2 separate regions of the Homo sapiens genome follow, and region 2 is linked to region 1. A link is a loop called in an ENCODE intact Hi-C map of the cell type or tissue named here. Cell type or tissue: ascending aorta. All regions are shown on one strand.

Region 1 (8,000 bases):
GAACTGAAATTGATCTTTTATTTAGTCATGTTAGTAAATAAAATAACCTTGAACTTTGCAGAGCAAATGGTAGGTTTGCACTAATTACTCATTAAAAGTGTGTGAGAAATTTACATCTTTCATTTGTCAGTGGAGACCCAAGCTTATTCAGATAACTTTACCTAATGATAGTTGCAATCAAAGTGTAATAGCTTTTAACTTATGCTAACAAGTGACTGTACTTACAATAAACTGCCACAGCAGAGCTATAAATAAAATGGGTTGCTATGAATGCCCACTTCCTTTTTAGTTCTGACTAAATAGACAAGTACAGAGCTTCTCAGAAATGCGCATATAACTCCAATAATTCTACAGTTGAGTAAGCCCAGAAAAACATGGAAAAAAGAGCTGATATTTGCTTGAATCAAAGGTAACTGCACAAATGATTTCCTTCAATACCAAATGCCATTACCAACTGTTTGCACATCCTATTGCTTTATGTTTTTACTTAGGGTTTTGAAAACAGCCCTTATGAATTGTCTCTATTTTAGTGATATGACTAATCATATTAATATGGTGCAGTTTTATTTTAAGAATTTTTCCAGAACCACTGACTCATCCAATTTATTGGTTCCACTGGGAGGCAATCAAATGGGACTGGACTAATTTCTAAAACAGGAAAATCAAGACAATGAATAGTGGTGTCTTCCTCCTGCCCCCTATTTTTTTTGTGCAAAATGAAAATATGGGGGCAAAGGAGAAATAATTTCTTAATCACATTATATTAAATACTTACATAGTAATTTAGTGTAGTGATTAAGAAAATGGGTTCTTAGTTGCAATGGTCATAAGCAGGTTATCAGTTTCTTTATCTATAAAATGGGGCTGGTGAAAGTACCCACCTCATAAGGACTGTTAAGGAGATTAGATAGGCTCCCACTTCTGACTATATATCCAAAGGAAATAAAATCACTATCTTGAAGAGACATGTAAACTTCCATATTAATTGCAGCATTATTCACAATAGATAAGATATAGAAACAACTTAAGTGTCTATCAACAGATTAATTAATAAAGAAAATGTGGTATACATGCAAAACAAATATTATTCAGCCTTAAAAAAGGAAACCCTCCCATTTGTGACCACATGGAAGAACCTAATACATTACGCCAAATGAAATGAACCACACACAGAAAGACAATACTGCATGATCTCACTTATATGGGAAATCTAAAAAAGTTGAACTCATAGAAACAGAGTAGAAGGGTGATTACCAGGGGTTGAGGAGTGAGGTATTGGGGAGCTGTTGGCCTAATAAATTCCAGAGACCTAATATACAACATGGTGACTACAGTTAGTAATGTGTTATATACTTGAAATTTGCTAAGAGTAGATGTTATTCTCATCACATATGCATAAAACAAAACAGAAAAAACCACAAAACATAAGCATGTGAGGTGATAGATAATTAGCTTGATTGTGGACTCATTTCACTAGGTATAGTATATCAAAACGTCAGGTTGTGCAACTTAAATACAAACTGTTTTGTCAATTACATCTCAAAGCTGAAAAAGTCAATTTGCATGACTAAAAAACAGAAGATTCGATGGAATAACGCACATAAAATGACCAGCGTAGTATCTGGCACATGATAAAAATTCTTTGTCATCATTAGTGACTATCATTTTTATCTATGCACATTTTTATCTATGCTCAACTGGGTATAAACATGCCTGCATATAGACTATCCCTACGTTTTGTCACTATTGAACTCAGCTGCCTAGTTACTGCCTAATAAGCATCTCTGTTTCACCTCTTCCACTGTAGGCATTCAGTGTGTTTTGCTGCTGACTCAAACAATGGTACACCAACAGAAAACACCCATATAAAAATGTCATTGCAATGATATGACATCTGAGGAGGATTTTAAAATGCAGAAGCATCTTGTTCTTATCCAATTGGGCAATGAAAAAAACCAATGAGAATCTTCATGATAGGTCCACGTATGCTCCCATACGTCCAAGTGTATACATATCTGTTCCTCGAGTCATCACAAACAGAAGTCATCACAAAGGACAGAGTGAGCAGAACTTAAAACCACCCACCTGGCCTATGTGCAATGCACTTTTTACCAAGTGATAAGTTTAAGTTATTATGAGATAGAACACCACTTCCGTGGCATCTGACTGCTCTAGTAGCTACAAATGGCAAACATTCTTCTTCTTTTAATTTACACTCAGAGTGCCCACAATGTGCCATATACTGTGCCAAGGGCCCTGGGGAAAGGTAAGGCAAATAAGGCAAAATCTCTGAGCTAAAGATAAGCCACAGAATATACTATTTCTCCAACAAATACCTAGCAGAGGACCTGGCTCATAATTGATGATTAATAAGGATTTGCTGAATGAACAAATGTACAATTTGGGAAGTCCTATTTACAAACCTAGGGTAGAAAAGGAAACTAATCAAGCCAAATTTAGGAAGTCTCTGTTCCCAGTTACCACTGCCAAAAACCATTATTTGTTTTGTAGCTTCTAAGTCTGGCCAGGAAGCACATGTTTTTTCTTAGTTAGGCCATTGATTCTTAGTGAGTACCATCACCTTGTGATTATTGCTACTAATTAAGGTCCACTCTGAACTTTTATAGTAGTGAGAGTGACTTAATATACCACCATTGGCAATGAGAAGAATCAGCTTGATTTCACCAGCCTGTAACTCCATCCCATAAGTTCTCCACCTTTTAAGGTGGAAGTAGTAAATCAGCTAAACTCTTCCAAAAGTTTTGGGAGTTGACCCTTTGTTAGCTCTCAACGTTCCCACTGTGTTCTCACAGCATGAAAGTGCTCCACCATGATCCATACAATAACAGGCACTGTTCCACTGAAATCAACAGAATAAAGGGCTCTTACATACCCCTTTTCAGCTATTATTTGTAGTGTGACTACAATCATGCTTTAGCTTTCAAGACACTCAAGAACTTAAGGATGCACCATCTGTGGATTCTTGTCATCACATAAAGCAAATAATTGCTTTTTAAAAAATCCATGCCACTATTGCTAATTTTTTCATTTCCACAAGCTACCCTGCTAAACAACCTCTGGGTATTTACATAGCATATTTGATTATGCAGTGGTTTTGTGTGTACTGAACATTATACAGTGAGTCCATGTATCCTGAACTCACCATCTGGATTTTTCAAACCAACTTGCCTGCTTTCTTTTATTTTTAGCAGGAGGATGATAACACCCATCTTTCTGGCCTCTGGAGGGATTAATACTCACAAAAGCTGTAAAGCTGAAAGACTCTGCATCTGTGCTGAATATGATATAACAAGGTATATTTGTAACCTCGTGCTTAAAGAGACCTATCTACTGGGCATCTCCGACTACCAGCAGCTAAGCACATTATTGTCATCAAATGGTATTTATTGAACATGCAGTAACTGTCTGGTGAGCTCCAAATTAATGGGGGACTCCTGAGAACCTAATTTTAAAACATTATCTCCCTCTTTGTTATCTGTATTTGTTTGTTTCAGAGCCTGACATGTTAATTGGGGCTCAGGACTCCAACGCACAACTGCAATTTTCCTTTTGAAAGCAAGAAAGCGGCTGCCTAAAGACAGCTGGCTTAGCTCCTGGAGTTCAGAGGTTGGCAGGGAGCTGTGCAGCCACAAGTGCCAGTAAGTGCCATGAATACGGCAGAAAACTGGAGCTTGTCTCAGGTACAGGCTGAGAAATAGACAAACAAACCGTCAATCTCCTTTCAGAGTCTCCCTTCCCATAACTACTCCATCCGAGACAGGCATTTGTCTTATTTTTAGTCTCCTCCTCAGGAGCTTTCCATTTTTATCCCTAGTATCTTTGGGGACTTGGTGAGTCTGGTTTTGAGCCTCTAATTGGCTTTTACCCTCTAATTCTTTTTCATTCACCCAGAAGGCAAATTGGCCCTTTCCTTGTCTACTTTATCCCAATTTCTTTCACTCGGTTGCCTCATTTTGTTTTTCATCTTCCAAGGAGACTTACCCTCTTCTCTCCTCTCACGTATCACTGGAGATCTGTCAAGCCTGCCTTAACCCTGACTTCCTTAACCTTCCCCTGATGAAGGCTTCCCCAGCTGGTAATTTATTTCTCTAATCCACAGCTTCCACAGTACTTGGTTTGGATTTTCTCTGTAATACATTCTAAGATGATTTATACCCATTGATAGGCATATGCAGAAGATAAATCTTCACACACCATACAGCACTCACCAGCATACTGAGCCTAGAGCAGGAGCTTAAATTATTCTTAGACAAATGAATGCTATCATTTAAATATTATAAGTACTTTACAAAAAGAATGTTTTACCAATGATAAAATCAACACCTAACATAATCTAACAGTGCATTAACACTGAGAACAAACAAAATTATCAACAGTAGCAACTAATATTGACTCAGCACTTAAGAATGCTCTAGGCACATAGCGAGATGCTTTGCTTGGATTATCTCTTTGAATCCTATCAATAACTTGATGAGGTAGGCACTAATATTATAGAAGGGAATTGTAGCTTCAGGAATTAACTTTCTCCAGGGTATACAGCTAACAAATAGTAGATCTGGGAATCAGGTCCATGTCTGTCTGACCTCAGAATTTGCTATCTTAGCCACTTCACTTCTGTCTTCTTTTTCCTTGTGAGCCTGTTTAAAGGGATCTAGTCAGGCTCAACCAGAGTGACTTTGAGAATTTATAAAACCATATATATAAAAATAGGTGACAGATACACTGAATACTCCGAGGTGACTTTTTAATTTCTGTAGAAAATATCCTCTGATTCCCATTCCGGGGCAGCCAGAACAAAGCAATGGCCAAAGAAAGTTTACTTACTCCCCAGTTCTTAGATGGAGTTATGATTTCTTCACTAAACAATGAGGAGGCCAACCTAGGTTCTTAGAGCAAATCTTGTTTTCTAGCGATGAACATATTTCTCCTTGTCTTTGACTTAGATGTTATTTGCACTAGCCTAATTTAAATTGTTAACACAGTACAAATTTTAACAGAAAGACAGAAAGAGAATGAATATGAAAGATTTGGGCTGCTGCTGGTGATAGTGGGGAGCTCTATTTACTTTTGGTTAAATGCCAGTGCTGTAAGAGTCCAAGGTCAGTAAAAGAGGTGTGAAACCAATTAGGGTTTCTCAGCTTCTGGCTGCTGGAAGATATGCATATTGCACACCCAAAATATACAGTTTTGTAAGGAGGTATCGACAGGCTACAGTCACTCTGCCATGCTGCACAATGGCATGGTGCCAATCTAGCCTGAGACAACACATGTCCACTCATGAGTTTTGGGTTAAAAGTGCTGCAACCCAAAAGAACAGAGGTGAACAAAAGAGATTCAGCAAGACTGGGAATGAAGCATGAATCACAGATAGAGGAGATCACCATCAAAAGCTTAGGAAAAAATCTGCCAAAGCTATATAGCTCTCTGCTAATGACTATGATTGTAATTTCTGCATATTTTAACAGATGTTCTGTTTATAAAACTGCAAACGAATTTAGGGGTTATGAGTAAAGCCAGGAGGCCCTGGAGATGTTTCTTTGTATGATTAACTGACCACAGGCCATTTGTTTTACAACAAAGATGCACAATGATCCATAGTCCATGATTTATACCAGCCCATGTATACTAACGGCTGATGTCTCCATGGTACTTCTCATTAGCATCAGAAGAGGGATTGCAGGGAAACAGATTATGGGAATTGCTCTCCCATTGCTCAACACGATAGTTCATTAGTGGGTGTGGAATCGATCTGAAAAAAAACCTAAGACGATAATCATAAGCTGAAATTTGAATTATTATAACAATTAAGGAAGTCAATTCAATCATGAAAGAAATAATATGGATTTTTATAGCTCTAGGTCCATGCATCTTGATAATTGGAAATGAGAGGATTTTCTGTAATTTCCAAATAAAAGATAAATATAAATAAAAGATAATAATAATAAACATAATATTACTGACTTGTACTGATTACCTATCTATGGATCAAGCATTCTGGTGGGTAATTTATATAAATTATCTCACTTCATCCTCACAACTGTGTATTGTAAGGATCCCCGGGTACTGGTACCAGAATGGCATCAAGGTTAGGGGCATCCCAGGCTGCTGGCTATTTCTTTTCCTCCTCAAGACCCTTCTTCTTGGAGGGCACTCTCTAATGCTGTCTCTACCAAATTAATTTTCTCTGCTTCCTCATAGCCACTGCTGCCTCATTACTTCACAGCTCAGACTTGCTCTCATAGTCTCATTTCACCTTAAGTTCTCAGAGCTAAATACCCTGATGGTATTTTTTTCTGGTCTCAACTCCCAAGAGAAGAAATCTGATAGACTCAGCTAATTTTTTTTGGGGGGTGGGGGGGTGGACTAGGTCACATAAAAAGTCATAAGCCCATCTATCGATTGGTTACCTTTCTGTACTCCTGCCCTTCGGTCTAATCAGCTGTGCTTGGATGGGGTAGGAATGACTAGGGGTTCAAAATAGGGGGGCTCTCCAAGGAAGTGAAATCAGGATCTCCAAGAGAGATCCACATTCTCATGCTCATTGCAACACCATTCCCAATAGCCAGATATGGAAGCAACCTAAATGTCTGTCAACAGATGAATGGATGAAGAAAATGTGGGGTATGTGTACATACACACACACACACACACACACACACACATATACACACATGTATATATATGTGTGTATACACTGGGATATCATTCAGCCTTTAAAAGGAAGGAAATCCTGGCATTTACAACAACATGGATGAACCTGGAGGACATTATGCAAAGTGAAATAAGTCAGATGCAGAATGACAAATATTGCATGATCTCACTTATATGTGGAATCTAAAATAGCTAAACATAAAAACAGAGTAGGATAGCAGTTACCAGGGCCTGAGGGGGTGGGGAAGGAGAACATGTTGGTTAAGGGGTACAAAGCTTCAGTTATACAAAATGAATAATTTCTGAAGATCTGATGTACAGCAATGTGACTATAGTTAACATTATTGTATTGTAGACTTGAAATTTGCTAAAAGGGCAGATATTAAGTGTTCTTGCCATATATACACAGAAAAAGAGGCAACTATGTGAGGTGATATATATGTTAATTTGACTGTGGCTAATATTTTATGACACATACATCAAATCAAGTTGTATACCTTAAATATACACAATTTTAACTGTCAAATATACAATAAAACTAGAAAAAGAATAGGGCCCCTTTATAACCTTTTAAGTGGAGACTGGAGCACAGAAGATGCCCTTGGATGGGGAAATCACCATCAGTAAATACAGTTCATGCTGAGGGTGATGGGAAGATACAGGCTGTGGGGTCAGGCCGCCTGCCTCTGCCTCTTATTGGCTGTAGGACCTTAGGCACTTATGTTAAAAGACTGAGCTTTATTCACTCACCCATAAAATGGAAATATTACAATTACCTACTTAATAAGGGTGCTATGAGAGTGAAAGGGATGTACAAATGCTTAGCACAGTGCCTGGTGCAGAATCCCCACTTAATAAATGCTGGCTATTATCATAATCCCGTTAATACATTTTATTAATAACAAATTATAATTGCAATAACAACTTCTCCAGAGCTAAGCCCAAATTCGAAGATGAGTTAGTGCTCCAAGTGGCCCCACTTAACCATGCTGGAATGAAAGGGAGGAGCAGCTGCATGTGTCTGTCATTCAAATCAATGGGGTAATTCTGTTTTTATTGTGAACAGACAAAAGCTGTGTCCTCGGCTGGGTCCAAATGATGAGATTCTTTATGACTAACTGAGGCAGAGGTGATATTCTCAGACCTTCCTGAATGACCCACACAAACACCCAATGGTTCTTGGAGCTTAAGGAGTAACAATCTGACTGAGGAAGTCACCACAAATTTCATGCTCTAGTCCCAGTTTCACGCCCCCTTTTCTCGCATCCAGAGTCTTATTTCCCAAATTTGCTTTCCCTGCTCTCTCTAGAATGCATTGGATACTTCCA
Region 2 (8,000 bases), 130 kb before region 1:
TCTAGCCAAGGGAGTCCTAACTCTAAACCACTATACTATGCTGCCTCTCAGTTGGAAGTATAAAAAGAAAAATATAACATTCTATCCTGGAGATGGAATAAACAACAAGCATTTACTCATGGAAGCATAAACTACAACAAGATTTTCAGAAGGTAATCTGGAAGTAGCTGTTAAAATAACATATACATCTTTTAACTTAGTAAACCTTACTTTAATGAAATCCATCCTATAAAAACATCCGTAAATAACAATATACAGGCATGTCCCAGAGATACTGCAAGTTCAGTTCCAGAACACCACAATAAAGTGAATATTGCAATAAAGTTGGACAAATTTTTTTGGTTTCCCAGTGTATATAAAGTTATGCTTATACTATACTGTAGTCTATTAAGTGTACAATAGCATTATGTTTAAAACAACAAGGTACATGCCTGAAGTAAAAAATACTTTTTGCTAAATAATACTAATGATCATCTGAGCCTTCTGTGAATCATAATCTTTTTGCGGGTAGATGGTCTTGACTCAATGTTGATGGATGCTGATTGATCAGGGTGGTAGTTGCTGAAGGTTGAGGTGGCTGTTGCAATTTATTTTATTTTATTATTTATTTATTTATTATTATTTTTTGAGATGGAATCTTGCTCTGTCATCCAGGATGGAGTATAGTGGCATGATCTTGACTCACTGCAACCTCTGCCTCCCGGGTTTAAGCAATTTTCTGCCTCAGCCTCCCGAGCAGCTGGGATTACAGGCACGTGCCACCACGCCTGGGTAATTTTTGTATTTTTAGTAGAGATGGGGTTTCACCATCTTGGCCAGGCTGGTCTTGAACTCCTGAACTTGTGATCCACCCACCTTGGACTCCCAAAGTGCTGGGATTACAGGCATGAGCCACCGCGCCTGGCTGGCTGTTGCAATTTTTAAAAGACAACAATGAAGTTTGCCATATCGATCGACTCTTCCTTTCATGAAAGATTTCTCTGTAGCATATTATGGTGTTTGACAGCACTTTATCCACAGAACTTCTTTCAAAATTAGAGACAATCCGCTCAAGCACTGTTGCTGCTTTATTAACTTTATTAACACAGCTTTATTAATATTGACGTGATATTCTAAATCCTTTGTTGTCATTTCAACAAGATTCACAGCATCTTCATCAGAGTAGATCCCACCTCAATAAACCACTCTTTGCTTATCCATAAGAAGCAATTCCTCATCTGTTAAAATTTTACCATGAGGCTGCAGCAATTAAGACCCATCTTCAGGCTCCATTTTTAGTTCTAGTTTTTTTTTTTTTCTATTTCCACCACAACTGCAGTGACTTCCTCCACTGAAGTCTTGAGCCCCTCAAAGTCATCTACGAGAGTTGGAATCAAGTGTTTCCAAACTCCTATTAATGTTGATATTTTGACCTCCTTCCTTAAATCATGAATGTTCTTAATGGCACCTAGAATGAATGGTGAGTGCGTCCCAGAAGATGTTCAATTTACTTTGTTCAGATCCATCAGAGGAACTATTTTTTGGTAGCGATAGCCTTTCAAAACGTATTTCTCAAATAATATTTCTCAAAAATGACTCCTTAATCTGTGGGCTGCAGAATGGATGTTGTTAGCAGGCCGGAAAACATTAATCTCCTTGTACTTCTCCATCAGAGCTCTTGGGTGACTAGGTGCATTGTCAATGAGCAGTAATATTTTGAAATAAATCTAGTTTTCTAGGCAGTAGGTCTCAACAGTGGGTTTAAAATATACAGTAAACCATGCTGTAAACAGATGTGCTCTATTCAGGCTTTGCTGTTCCATTTAGAGCACAGGCAGAATAGATTTAGTGTAATTCTTAAGGGCCCCAGGACTTTCAGAATGGTAAGTGAACATTAGCTTCAACTTAAAGTCACCAGCTGCATTAGCCCCTACTGAAAGGGTCAGCTTATCCTTTGAAGCTTTGAAGATAGCTATTGACTTCTCTCCAGCTATGAAAGTCCTAGATTGGATCTTCTTCCAACATAAGGCTCTCTTGTCTACACTGAAGCTCTGTTGTTTAGTGTAGCCACCGCCACCCATGATCTTAGCTAGATCTTCTGGATAGCTTTCTGCAGCTTCTACATCAGCACTTGCTGCTTCATGTTGTACTTTTATTTTATGGAGATGGCTTCTTACACCTCATGAACCAACCTTTGCTAGCTTCCAAATTTTTTATTCTGCAGCTTCCTCCCCTCTGTCAGCCTTCATAGAACAAAAGAGAGAGCCTTGCTCTAGGTTAGACTTCGGCTTAAGGAAATGTTGTGGCTGGTTTGATCTTCTATCCATACCACTCAAACCTTCTCTATGTCAGCAAGAAGGTTATTTTGCATTCTTATCATTTGTGTGCTCTCTGAAGTAGCATTTTTAATTTCCTCCAAGAACTTTTCCTTTGCATTCACAACCTGGCTAACTCTTTGGCACAAGAGGCCCAGTGTTGGGCCTGTGTTGGCTTTCGACATGTCTTCCTCACTAAGCTTAATCATTTCTAGCTTTTGATTTAAAATGAGAAACCCAAAACACCCCATAAGAATTCCAACATTAACATCAGAGATTAATGATCACAGATCTCTATAACAAGGATAATAATGAAAACATTTGAAATATTACAAGAATTACCAAAATGTGGCACAGAGACATGAAATGAGCACATGCTGCTCGAAAAATGGTGCTAATAGATTTGCTTGTTGCAGTGTTGCTACAAACCTTTAACTTGTAAAAAACATACTATCTGTGAAGCACAATAAAGCGAAATGTAATAAAACAAGGTATGGCTGTATGTCTGAGAACACGTATTGTAGCATTGTTAGTTATAGCAAAATTTAGAAACAATGTGAATATCTATCAATGGAGAAATGATTTAATGTCATAGCTTATCTATGCTTTAGAATATCTGCAGCTCTTTCAAGGAAGGTAAATTGGCCTGGAGGGATGTGTATATTACTGAGTAATATGTCTAGTGTGATCTCAGTTTTGTAAACAAAACAAAGTCATATCTGTTCATTCATTAATGTTAATATATGTATTCATAGATACAGAGAAAGGTATGGAAAGACATACACCAAACTAGCAACCTTAGTTACCCTGAGATATGGAACCGTAAATATAGTATTATTTGACTGGATGCTATAAACAAGCATTTCTTTTGTAAGAAAAGGAAGGGAAGACATCATGTTTAATGTTTTGTCAGGGCAGGATTCTTAAGATTCTTCAGTCTGCACTGGACTCTTCTTGGGAAAACTTAAGCATCTTTAATGAGCACAACTTTCTCATTCCTGTGAGCTTAATATCTGCTTTACTGAACTGTCCACCTGTTCCCAGAGTGGACAGGGAGTCAGCCCATTCCCTTTCTTTGCACAACAGCACTTCAGATACTTGAGGACAGCTCTCAACCCATCTCCTCTCCACTTTCATAGATTATACCAAGACTCAGCCTCCAATCTTCACACCTCAATAATGGTGAGCTCAGGCCACTTGGCCTCCACAAATGCTTTGCTTCACTGAACACAATCTACCAGCACAGGCATTTATTATTCCAAAGAAGACATGTGCTTTCTGTTTCTGTATGTTAAAACAGACTTCCCTTTGTAATCGTCCATATCATGTCATCAAGTAAAATTCCCAGGTCTTTTTTCAAATGAAGTAATATACCAAGTTGAATCTATTCTATACTATTTGACTGTTTTGAACTTGAATGTGATTTCCTAACCTCTCCTCCTAGATCTGTTGCTTTCTCTTAAAATGCAGAGGTAGGAAATGGTATGTGTGTGAATGTGGGAGATGGTGGTAGGAATCTACTGAACAGTAGATTCTGGATAATTGGATTTTTCTGTCTAATAAAGGCTATTGGTCAGAAGATGAACAAATGAGTTAGGGAGGTGGAGAAGACAATGGCAATGTTCTGAATTCAGGCATGAGGGTGGGAGAGACCGTAAATCTTCTCTTCCTCAATGGCTGAGCTGAATTTGAATGTAGTGATTCTAGAAAATAAATTGTTATATGAAGTGGATGAAGATGAAATAACTCCAGAGAAGAAGGTTTGCTGGTTCCAAGGAGAGACAGCAGGAATAGGCGTGCGCGCGCACACACACACACACACACACACACACACACACACACACAAAGGAGATAAAAAGTAAACAGGATGGGATGAGCAAGAGAAGAGAGTATCTGAGAAAAGAAGCAGAAATAAGACTCTATAGAATAAAAAGATGCCAAGCTTTCAGAAATAAGAATGGAGAAAAAGAAGAAAGCAGGGAGGTGAAGTAATATTCTAGTCTGGGCTCTTTAGATTTTAAGAACAGAAACCTTCCTAAACTTACTTAAAAAAAAAACCCAAAAGGATTACTGAAGTACAGAAAAATATTACAGATCATCGAGACTGAAATGGAGCATATGAAATAGAACAGGGACTTGGCAAGCTGTTAGGAACCTCGAAAAATGTGCTTTGTTTTTCTGTTTCTCTCTTTGTCTGTCTTGCTTAGGGGCCACCTGGTCTCTTAAACGCCTTCTCTCTGCATGTCTGGCCCTTTCTCCTCTTTTTACCAATGACTTCATCTGTTTACCAGTCTGAATATGGCCTCCAATGAGTCACTCCAGCCCAGATTTTATAACACTTTCAGCCCAATTGCTCAGTGCTATCAGAAAGGAGAGAAGGAAACAAGCAGGCAGAGAAACAAAGTGGGAAGAAGGAAGCATCAGAGCCCTGTAATTGGGTCTCATCCTTGTCCCTTGGACATCCCATATTCGTAATCACATCCACACCTTTTCCTAGGATATTCCTTTGTTCACCTCACTTCTATCCACCCATCCATATCCCTAAATCATCCCAGAACCTGACTGCTGCAGTTAACAGAGCTCATCTCATTCCTCCTTTCTTATATGTACCCACTGTGATGAAGAATAATTGGATACATTTAAGAGTCCTAAAGAAAACGATTAATTCTCTAGCTTCCTTCTTCAACCTGTCACTATTTTGACAACCCTCCTGGAATCATTTTGTAACTTGAGCTCCTAGTGTTTTAATCTAGATTTCTAACAGTGTCTTGTATAAGGAGGGCAAAGCACAAGTGGTCACTATTCCCTAGCTAGAAATTTTATTTTGTTTGGAATGTTATAATTGCCTTTCAATCTTCTTTAGGCAATGAACCCATTTATGTAATTCTCCCTCATAATTTCCCCCCACTTCCCTGCCAATCTTAGAAGTGCTATGAGCCCTTTTCATGGCAATCACATTCTTTTTAAAAACTAGATCCTCAAACCATATTAGAGTAAGAATTTATCCTGAACTGAAGAAAATTACGTAATTACTTCTTCTGGAACAACACACTATTTGGGGTGACTTATGCCTGGTCTACTTTTAAGTAACACTTTCATGTTATTCACTAAAACCCTGAGATCTTTTTTCTGCAACTTTACTTTGGCTGTGTTTCCACTTTCTACACATGAACTGTTGAGTTTTCTCCCCACATGTCCCAGCACTATGCTCTGTCCTTTTAGAACTCTGAATCCTATCTATTCCCTTCAAGTTTTCAAGGTTGTCATCCATTTCTGTACTGCTTTCTGACCTCTTTGCCCCCAAATGTTGTGAACTGCATTGCCATAGAATGGAAGGAAGCAGGGCACGGGTGGCATGGACAGAGGTTATTGCCTTTGAGGACTGTAGACTCCATTAATTCATTTTCTTCCTGAAGGAAGGAATATAAATTATTTTCTCCAATAGCCAAAGCAGAGGACCTTTTTAAAAAACCATCAAGCTCTGAGGCTAACAGAAAGGAAAGGAAAACCTAAAAAGAAGGGAAAACTAATCATAGAGAGGGAAAAGAGAACAAATGTGCAGTTCATTTAAAATCACTGTAGTTGAACATCAAATTATGGTACCTGACTTCCACCTATTTTACATTCTATTTAGTATTTATTTTGCCTCTAATCTAGGAATACAATTATGTACTGAATTGTATCACATATGCATTTAATATGTGAATTCAACTATATATGCTTAGAATAATATGAAAAAAGGAAAGAAGCAAATTTAAATAATGGGTCAGAGGTCCCAGGGAGTATGAGATGGGGGAGGGGAGTTAATCTGCTCTTTCTTCAGACCAATGGTCTGGGTGGATCTCATCTCTGAGCATCGTGGGATGTTGAATAAGTTACTAAGGTTTAAGGAAGTATATTTTTCACAAATGGCCCCTCATATTGTTTGCATAGTTTATATTCTACATTATTCTTTATATCCTATATATTTATATGTATATATTATTCTATATAGAGTTAATAAAAACAAACAAATCTTATGGGTGATTTATGGGATTTTTCAAGAGTATTTTTACCAAACCTGGTGCTTGCTTTATGGGGCGACTTTGGAACCTAACCTCTGTAAAACTGCCACTTTAATGACCCTTTAAAAAGTGCTTACTGTCCCCTGTATGCTTTACATACGTTACCTCCTTTAAGCTTCACAAAAATCCTGCATAGTTGATACCATACATATTTTACAGACTTTAAAGAGCTGAGGCTCAGTGAGGTTAAATGACATAATAAGTCATGAGGTCCTCGGGATCAGCAGAACTAGGATTCAAATACCATCTGAACCTTACAGAGAATGGTCAATACCATGGCATTTTTTTCTGGTGACGTTACTATATTTCCAGTATAAAGAAGATTTATGGATTATCTAGATCTTTAAACATGAATTCCTCTTGTATTAGAGGGAAAATAAGGCTAGCTTCAGGTTTCTCTCTGCAGTAAACTCAATGTCAGAATCATAACCAAAAAATGTTCACAAAATTATGACACTTTTATATCTTTCAGGTTGTGATTAGCATAGGAGTAAAGCTCATAAGCAGGCAAAAACTCAGTGAACACAGTATCTGTATTATTTTCCATCATATCCTTGGCATCCAGGACACAGGACATTACACAGAACAAATATTCAACAAATGTTTGTTGAATGAATTTAAAAGAATTTAAAAACAAAATCAGATTTTTCTCATTCAGAGATTCCTAAACTGGCTTTTAAAAAAATCAGAATCACCTGAGAGTTCTTAAAGAGCAATAGAAAATACAGACTTCGAGATGAACTCAGTTGGTCTGAGGTGAGGCTTAGGTATCCTGATTTTTTTTTAAAGCTCTCCAAATAATTGAGGGAAAATTAGAATAGTGTTTTCTAAAACTCAGTCCTTTTAGTACCCCTTCAGATTTTCTTATCTGTTTTATGTGTACTATTATTTATTTATTTATTTATTTATTTATTTATTTATTGAGACAGAATCTTGCTCTGTGACCCAGGTTGCAGTGCAGTGGCGCAATGTCGGCTCACTGCAACCTCCGCCTCCCGAGTTCAAACAATTCTCTTGTTTTAGCCTTCTGAGTAGCTGGGACTACATGCATGTGCCACCAGGCCTGGCTAATTTTTATATTTTTAGTGGAGACGGGGTTTCATCATGTCAGCCAGGCTGGTCTCGAACTCCTGACTTCAAGCGATCCGCATGCCTGGCCTCCTAAAGTACTGGGATTATAGGCATGAGCCACTGCACCCGGCCCACTTAGTATTTTCTTTAAACTGATTTGCTTTTAGTTAACTAACTTTATTTTGATAGGGAACTTTACACTGTAACACATGGAAAACCAGTTTTCTATGAATTGTCAAAAAAGAAGAAAATTATAAAAATAAATACAATAAAAATTGTTTTTAAATTCTAGCCAGATAGAGTCATCTGAAAAGACAGAGTGTAAGGTCAGTTCTCAGTTTAAAAAAATCAAGATTTGTAAGTGTTATGAGAGAGGTTAAAAAATATTAACATCAAACTGAGACTTTGGGCTTGATGTCATCAGAATAATTTATAAAGCAAGAAAGGAGGGAATAACTTCCTCAATTATGTGATTCAATATTACTTACAGTTGTGTCTTACATCAACAGAAACACATATCCTAGACTTTGGGAAACACAATGATATACACCAAGGTAGTATGTTAGGTGAT

Evidence for each region. Hi-C counts contacts between places; a loop is a spot of excess contacts. Peaks named below come from ENCODE experiments on the same cell type or tissue, not always from the same donor. Only the 100,000 strongest peaks of a DNase experiment are listed, where the experiment ranks them.
Region 2: it touches region 1 in a loop (2.6-fold over the local background); 3 of 110 quality-filtered maps call a loop at or near these places.

Annotation. Positions count from the first base shown.
Region 1 is chr5:146,794,264-146,802,263 of GRCh38, forward strand. All of the region lies in intron 2 of PPP2R2B (protein phosphatase 2 regulatory subunit Bbeta), which reads right to left. Among named protein-coding and RNA genes, the nearest start is that of PPP2R2B, 80 kb to the right of the region's middle. RefSeq lists an enhancer at 2,434-3,228. In ascending aorta, no CTCF peak of the experiment used is centred here; no DNase peak of the experiment used is centred here; H3K4me3 peaks cover 1,194 bases; H3K27ac peaks cover 4,245 bases.
Region 2 is chr5:146,663,234-146,671,233 of GRCh38, forward strand. The region is part of intron 5 of PPP2R2B (protein phosphatase 2 regulatory subunit Bbeta); the gene reads right to left. Among named protein-coding and RNA genes, the nearest start is that of PPP2R2B-AS2, 100 kb to the left of the region's middle. In ascending aorta, no CTCF peak of the experiment used is centred here; a DNase peak (open chromatin) is centred at 4,577; H3K27ac peaks cover 4,549 bases.